Regions from separate parts of the Mus musculus genome. Here region 2 is linked to region 1. The links are chromatin loops, found by intact Hi-C in ENCODE. Cell type or tissue: gastrocnemius. All regions are shown on one strand. Links, peaks and the distances in the headings refer to the core of each region. The heading gives the core; the rest is flanking DNA.

What was found. Peaks named below come from ENCODE experiments on the same cell type or tissue, not always from the same donor. Only the 100,000 strongest peaks of a DNase experiment are listed, where the experiment ranks them.
Region 2: a loop joins it to region 1, with 2.2 times the contacts of the local background. A loop is called at or near these places in 2 of 42 quality-filtered maps.

The regions. Positions count from the first base shown.
Region 1 is chr6:37,625,638-37,630,039 of GRCm38, forward strand. No RefSeq gene overlaps it. Among named protein-coding and RNA genes, the nearest start is that of Gm38791, 87 kb to the right of the region's middle. In gastrocnemius, for the core only: no CTCF peak of the experiment used is centred there; no DNase peak of the experiment used is centred there; H3K27ac peaks cover 1,068 bases.
Region 2 is chr6:37,694,916-37,699,317 of GRCm38, forward strand. No RefSeq gene overlaps it. Among named protein-coding and RNA genes, the nearest start is that of Gm38791, 18 kb to the right of the region's middle. In gastrocnemius, for the core only: no CTCF peak of the experiment used is centred there; no DNase peak of the experiment used is centred there.

The DNA.
Region 1 (4,402 bases), core at 332-4,331:
CTCAAGTATGTCAAAGGTTAACCAAGATTAGCCATCATAGACAGTATATAAGTTTACCATTAATTTCCATTTCAATCATAAGTAATAGATTTCTTCTTTTAAAAAGCCCAAAACAGGAAAAATCATTTATTAAAATCAATTATTAAAATCATTCATTATAAAAATCATTCTCAATATATTATTTATAAGATATTATAAGATCATTAAATCATTTATTAAAATCAATTATTAAAATCAATCATTAAAATCAAGTACATTCCCATGGATATTTACACATATTAATTTATTAATTTAATTTGAATAAAAGAAACTCTGTTCATAACCACCTATACCAACTGATTTGTAGTAGGTTCTTGGAATCGTTATATACAAAGTCTCCTAAATAATAAAAAAATTACCGTTTTTCTGCTTTGAAGTAGTCCGTATTTTGTGTTTATGTCAAAGACTTTATGAATGAAGAAAAAATAATCCAAACAAAAGTTGAAAATAGGAAAAATTGGCAGAGCTTATCATAAACCCTTAATATGTATGAATACATCAGCAATGGTATTAGGCAATTAAGATAGAAATATGATTTAATCCATAACTATAGCTGTTAATGCTATAAAACTGATACTATCTGGAAATAAAATATGAGTGTGATATTATCCAACACATCGTCTAAATGATTCATTTTTGGTCAGCCAACCAAGAACTTTATGAGCATAATAATGGGAATTTTATTCATTTGGAAGAAAAAACCTCAAATGCTAACATTATATGTGAAATATTTTCTCAGAGTACACACATCAATATCTAATGATATATTACTTGAATACTTTATATTAAAAACTGTATAACGATTTTAGATATAACACATTATAAGCTATGTGGAAAAAAACTAGATTGCTGGCTTTCAAAATGAAGGTATGGGGCTGGAGAGATAGCTTAACAGTTCAGAGTACTTGCTGTTCTTACAGAGAGCCTGAGTTCAGTGTTCAGGAGCTAGTTCATTTGGGTAGCTCCCAACTGCCTAACTCTAGAGGATCTAGTAACCTCTGAGGGCACCCAGCTCACACACACATACCCACACACAGATACATGCCTATACATCCTTTAAAACATTTATATATTTTATGTGTATTTGTGTATGCATACAGGAGAGCTGTTGGATTCCCTTGAACTGAAGTTAGGGACAACTGAGAACTACCATGTAAAAAAAGAACTTGAGTCCTCTCCAAGAGAAGTAAATGCTCTTAACTGCTGAGCCATTTCTATAGTCCTAAAATAAGCCTTTAAAAATATTGTTTTAAGAGCATACATGTATGTAGGTAGACATTTTACAGGACTTAGCTCCAGCATATACATAGAGAATATAAATGCCGACTACTGACTCTTCCACAAAATCTACACAGCGTGAAAGAGTGCACACGCTAGCCTTACAGCAAGAGGAGCATTGTCAAGTCCAGGTCCCCAGTGTCTCAGCAGAGGAATACTTTGGGCTTCAGGAATGAGGTAGAGTGGCCAACACAGAAGTTCAACTTTGGTGGACATAACAAATCTTTAAATGGGTGTGGAGAGGAATTGGGAATATAGCTCAGAGGTAGAATACGTGTCTGACATGCGTGAAACCCTGGGTTCAATTCACAGTCCTGAAAACCAAACAAGAAGGGAGAAAGCAGCCATTGCCCTGATAACTTGGTCACTTTTAGTCCGGGTCATACAACTTTCTGAATAAGGCTAGCTTATCAACAGGAAGCACCTGCTCGCCTTGATTAACTTGTGTGCAGGAATCCCTACAGCAGACATAAAGTTAGCTTTCCACTGGTTCACAGCATTATCTTTCCAGGCTTGAATTTATCAGAATGGGAGTGGGAGTGGGGCTGTTAAGACAGGTTGATAGATACCATATTAATTCTCAGAAGAATGCCTACAAAAGCTGAATTGGGGAAAAGATCAGTGATAAGAAAATGTCGCAAAGACACCAGAGCTGGCACCAGGAATTCAGCTGCAAAGTCCTGCAGAAGATGCGACTGGCATCCCAATATTCCACGTCTATAGAAAACACACAACATTTTTTGCCACGGCTAGAATTTGTTGATTGATTTTGGTGCTAAAGTTGAATAAAATGGAGGTCCCTGCCATAAGTATGCCCTGACCATTAAGGGCTTTTGTTTGTTTGTTTTCCTTGTTAATTTATTCTAAGCTTTCCTACATGTATACATATTATACATTAAGCACATTCCCCTCAGACTCTTATCCCCTCATTTTGCTCCTTCCTCCTGCAATTAGTATCCTTTGTCCACCTAGAGCATTTTGGTTCTATTTTTATATGACACATACACAATCTTTTGTACCTATATAAAATCTAAGATAAGCAATTGATAGAAAAATGATACTTATCTTTCTAAGAATCGCTCAATGTGATTACCCCCTGCTGCATGCATTGCCCTGCAAATGACATAAACTTCACTAGTGATTAAGGGGTTTGTTTGTTTTCCATTTTATGTGTTGGGATGTTTTGCTTGCTTGCCTGATGACTGCAGAGGTCAGGCATAAGATATCCTAAAACTGGAGTTATAGACAGGTATGAGCTGCTATGTAAGGGGCTGGGAATCAAACCTAGGTTCCAGAAGAGCAACCAGCACTCTTAACTGTTTAGCCATCTTTCTGGATCCATAGATTCATCCTTAATGATTGAAAAAAAATCCATTTGGGGACCAGCAATATGGTCCAGCAGGTGAAGGTGCTTGCCATTGGTTTGAATGAAAATGGCCCCATAGGACTATAAAAAATGGCACTATTAGGAGGTGGGGCCTTGTCGGAGTAGTTGTGGCTTTGTGAGAAGAGGTGTGTCACTGTGTGAGGTCTCAACTACTCAAGCCAGGCCCAGTGTCTCTTACTCTTCCTGCTGCCTATGGATCTAGATGTGGAACTCTCATCACCTCCTCTCCAGCACCATGCCAGCCCGTGTGCCACCATGATGATAATGGACAAACCTCTGCACTTGAAGCCATCCCCAATTAAATGTTTTCCTTTATAAGACTTACTGTGGTCATAGCATCTATTCACAGCAATAAATCCCTAAGACACCACTGTTGTATACGTTTCCTTCAAGGTTGTAGCATTCCACCCTGCTGGGAAACTCTTTAAACAGGAAGGTAATCAACTCAAAATATTTTCTGGAAGTCCCTGAAACTGAGCAGATCCACTAGGCCCTTCCTGCCAGAGTAAACAATAAAAGCAGAGAGACTCTTTCAGAGTAACTGAACTAAGCTATAAAGAAGACTCTCAGACAAGATGCAAACAAAATTTGAAACCAGACTAGCTACCTGGAAGGAGCAGAAAGCAGCTCAACTGCTGGAAGAGGTTTGGTCCAACCTAGAAAGGACACTCTCCAAACGTTTGAGCTGTCTGCAGTGTGCTCCAGGTTCCCAGCTTTGTGGGCTGTCACCTATCCTGGGATGGGTCTTGGTGGTGCAGTTGTCTTTGCGTCATAGTCATTTCTGCTACTGTAAGTGACCCCTCTCCCATATTCCTGTAAGTAACCCCAGTAAGTAATCTGTTGGTTCACCAAACTGGACTTGGATTGAGTCTGTACTGTTGTGCATTTCCTACTGGGGTGAGTAGATATGTGTATTGTGTCTCCTCAGGAAAAGTTTTGTCACACAATAGCCACCAAATCTAATGATATGAGTTCAATACCTAGAACCCACATGGTAGGAGAGAACTGACTCCTGCAAGTTGTCCCAGGACCTCTATGTACATATTGTGGCACATGTATGACCCATTCCATAAATAAATAAATGTACAAAAAATTCCATTAAGTGTATATCCTACATTTTCTTTATTCATCACTCTAGTATTTGATACAATAGGCGGTCTCAATAGAAGCTACTACAAAGATTGTTACAGCATATATTGATATGTGTTTGTGAGATGTGTTGACTAAGAGTCTTTGAGAAAATACCCAAGTGGTATGTATACGGTGTACTGGCTGGTTTTATGTATCAACTTGATACAAGCTAGAGTCATCAGAAGGGAGCCTCAGGTAAGGAAATGCCTCCAAGAGATCCAGCAGTAAGGCATTTGCTCAATTAGTGTTCAATGGGAGAGGGTCCAGACCACGGTAGTTTGAACCATCCCTAGGCTGGTGGTCCTGGGTTCTTTAAGAAAAGCTGAGCAAGCAATGATGAGCAAGCCAGTAAGCAGCACCCCTCCATGGCCTCTCTATCAATTCCTGCCTGCCAGTTCCTGCTCTGTTTTAGTTCCTGTCCTGACTTCCTGACTTCCTTCAGTGGTGAACAGCACTTTGGAAATACGAGCTGAATAAACCCTTTTCTCTCCAACTTGCTTTGTAGTCATGATGTTTCATTACACTGCAGCAATAGAAACCTAACTAGAACAACTGTGCCATATAGTA
Region 2 (4,402 bases), core at 309-4,308, 69 kb after region 1:
GGTTTATTTGGATATGCAGTTCTAGGAGGTAAAGAGTTGACAACCAGCATGCATGGTGACTGGAGCAATAGCCTAAGACCTCACATCTTGACCTGCAAGCAGAAAGCAGAGAGAAAGAACTTGGAACTGCATGTGGCCTTGAGACACCAAAGCCTATCCCAGTTATATACTTCCTCCAATAAGGCTACACATTCACCAACTGGGAAATGATCTTTCAGACATCTGAGCCTAAGGGGAAATTTTTCAATCAAACCACCACTGCCTCCAAAAGTTTCTCCTTGGACTTAAATCCTTGGGGAAGACGGCAGTGTTCATGTAAGTACACTTGGAGGCCAGAGGAGAACAACAGGTGTCTTGTTCTATCTTATTCCCTTGAACATGGTGCTTGACTGGTAGCCAGAAATTCACAATAATTCTCCTGTGTCCACCAACCCTAAGGATGGGGTTACAGGTCTACACACACAGCCATTCCCAGTTTTTGATGTGGGTGCAATGGATTTAAACACAAGTGGTCACATTTGCACAGAAAGTGCTCCTGCCCACTGAGACCATTTCTCCAGGCTTCATTCACTCACCACTCTTTGAGAACACAGTCTATCTCAAGTTGGTCTCAAACTAGGTGTGTAGCTGAGAATGACTTTGAAATTCTATCCGCCTGTCTTAGTTAGGGTTTTACTGCTGTGAACAGACACCATGACCAAGGCAAGTCTTATAAAAACAACATTTAATTGGGGCTGGCTTACAGGTTCAGAGGTTCAGCCCATTATCATCAAGGTGGGAGCATGGCAGCATCCAGGCAGGCATGGCACAGGCAAAGCAGAGAGTTCTACATCTTCATCCAAAGGCTGCTAGTGGAAGACTGACTTCCAGGCAACTGGGGTGAGAGTCTTAAGCCCACACCCACAGTGACACGCTTACTCCAACCAGGTCACACCTATTCCAACAAGGCCACACCTCCAAATGGTGCTACTCCCTGGTCCAAGAATACACAAACCATCACACCACCAGATCCAGTTGATTCATTGTTGGAGACTGAGCCCAGGGTGGGTAGGGTGGGAGATTGCTAGCAAACATGCCAGAGATTGAGCTAGATTCCCAACTCCCTTCTAAATCGTACATAATAAGACCTTGTGCCATTTGACAAATGTCTGACTCCCACCCTCATTCAGTCTCTGGCAACCACTGATTCACCATCAAATTTTCTGATATTTTTGTACTGGGGCTGAGCTCAGGATTTCATGTCTGTTAGAAAAGAACTCTAGAGTCTGGAGACAAGGCTCAATGGTTACAAGCACTTGCTACTCTTCCAGGTGGCCTAGGTTTGTTGCCTAGCACCTGCAGAGAGACTTACAACCATCTGTAACTCTAGTTTCAGGAGATCTGCAGGGAGACTTACAACCATCTGTAACTCTAGTTTCAGGAGATCTGATACCCTTTTCTAGCCTCCAAGGATGCTGCATGCATGTAGTGTACATATATACATTCAGGCAAAACACTCATAAAACAAATATAATAAATTTAAAGTTCTCTATCACTGAGCTCTATGTCTATCTCCATTCTCTGATTCTGAGTTGAACTGTCTTTGAAATATCATCCAAGTGTTTTGTTTTATTTAAGAGAATGCTCTTCAGGTTCATACATGGAGTTGTCAAGTGGTCATATTTCCTTTTAGTAAAGTTAAATGGCATACCACTATATGAATATTCTGTTTCTTCTCCTCCTCCTTCTTCTTCCTTTTCCTCTTCCTCTTCTTTCCTCCTCATCCTATCCTCCTCCTGCTGTGGCTGCTGCTACACTTTGATTTCCACCAAGAGAGAAGACAGAACTTAGATTCTATTCTTTTTTTCAATTAACTTTATTTACATATACAGGTACTTTATCTGCCTGTATGTTTGTGCACCACCTGTGTGCCTAGTGCCTGTAGGGGGCAAAAGAAAGTATCAGATTCCCTGAAACTTCGGTTAGTAAGATTTGTGAGCCATCATGTGGGTGCTGTGAATTGAGCCTGGGTCATCTGAGAAAGCATCAACTAGTGCTCTTAACTGTTGAGCCTTCTCTCTAGCTCCTTGCAATGACTTGACTTGGACTCTACTTTGTCTAATACAAGGATGGTCATCCCTGCTATCTTTTATTTTCTTTCTGTTTAACTCCTTTTAGCATCCCTTCCTTTCAGTTTGATGTATCCTTAAATCTAAAATGTCTGAAGGAAACACAGATAAATCATGGTTTGGGGAGCAGGGGGAGTTTGTTTCTTTATTTTTTAGACAAGGTATCATGAAGCTCAAGCTAACCAAGAACTTGCTATATGGCTGAAGATGGCCCCAAACAACTTCTTTTATTTTTTAATTCATTTATAGATTTATTCAGATAGATAGTCACCTGACTCTCCCCCCAAGTGCCAGAACTAAAGACATGACCATGACCTCCTGAGGCTTCTACTTTTGCCTCCCAAGTGCCGAGATATAGGACCGAGCCACCATGCCTGGTTTTATGTTGTGCTAAGGATTAAATCTAGAGCTTTGCCCAGGCTAGGCAAGTACTGAGCCCATACCCTAGTCTGAACTTTTGGTTTTTAAATCATATTTTTCAGGGATAGAGAGATGGCTTAGTGGTTAAGAATACTTTCTGCTCTGTACGTCTGTAAGACCCTAAGGCCTTAGTATTGAGTGTGTGACCCCCCAAAAACACAACTTGATGGCAGATTGCTGCAATGTCAAGAGGTTTATTGTTCCGACACACGTGGGGTTGCTCAGCCTCGCAGGGAGAGTCAACCCCGAACTTAAAAAGCACAGCTCTTTTATACTCTTTTGGAGGTGTGTGTTGAACGGCTATATTATAATTGGTCAGCAATGCAGCAGTATATTTTTGAACTTATGGGTCACCTATTAACATCATGAGGAATTCTGGCAGCAAAGTCAGGGCAGTTTGTGGTTTTTCTCATAATTCAGTGTGGGGCGGAGTAGGGGAATTTTTCTGGGAAATGTTATTTTTGTTATGGTTATTTTTCCGAGAATTGTTAATCTTGTTTTGGCAGCTGCAAGCTTAGTCAGGTCATTCCCTTCAGAAGGGAAGGGGCTGGGTGGTTTTGAACTTATTTTGGATTCTACAGGTCAGGTTCTTAGCACCTGTGTGGTGGCTCACAACTGTCTGTAACTCTAGTTCAGACAATGTCTTCTGGTTTCCATGAACATTGCATGCATGTGGTGCACAAAAACATATGAACATATGCAGGCAAAATATTCATACACACAGATAGATGATAGATAGATAGATAGATAGATAGATAGATAGATGATAAGTAATGAATAAAAATTTATTAGCAAAAAGGTTAAAAAATTTATATATTCAAATTATTTTGTATAGCTTCTAGGTATTGTTATCTACACATAGATACTAAGTTAGCGTTTTTGTAAACATACAAAGGTTAGAACTTATTCTTCTCTCTTGATGATGCCACTAAGATTTATTTTTTCCACCCTTGGGTATCAAACCCAAGGCCTCACCAAGCCTGAATGTCAGAAGCAGGAGAGAAAGGGGAAACCAAGGCACCTTTCCTCCCTCCCACTTCCACCACTTCAAGGCCTGAAGTCAAGGACATCTACTCTATCTTCAAACATGGTTGCTGAATGACTCTAGAGCTACTGTAAAAGAGAAATGACACACTGGACATGATGCAAATGGCATTATCAGGCATTACACCTGAGTTACTAGGAAGCAAGGTCTCAGTGTACAGCTAAACTCAGCTCCAAGCACAGCAAAGATGGCAGGGATTTAGAGCCAACAAGCAGAGCCAAGGGACCAGCTGAGAAAAATAACTAAAGGTGACCTCATTAGGCATCATGGGTGGGGAGCTGTTGTTAGACTGGCCCAACAAGATTCTCACTAAAGGCTAGGTAAGGGATGCAATCAGATATAAATCACAGGCAGCATTCTTGTGAAAATAGACCCAGTAGGTTCAGGGCTTAGAGGGCCAATTATAGGCCAAACCAAGAAGAGAGGGCTCAGGAGACTGACCAAACTTTTATCACCTGGCCATAGCTTCTCCATTCTGCAAAGGCACTTGCTTTATACTCAAGCTCAGAATTCCCTTCCTGGCTTTGTTGTTTCTTGACTATTTTAGCTGGGGATGATGTGTCTTAGGTGTGTAATGTTTGCCTAACACACCCAAGGCCCTGCGTTTGATCCCCAGCATCTCATAAATCAAGCTCGGTAGTACACACCTGTAACTCCAGTACTTGGGAGGCAGAAATGAGGTGATCAAACGTTCAAGGTTATCATTCATTATATAGCAGGTTTGGTCTATGAGAGACCCTCCCTCAAAAAAACAAAAGAACTAGCTCAACTGATGAAGTCTGTGCCACCGAAGCATAGGAACCAGGGTTCACCGACCAAGTAAAACCAA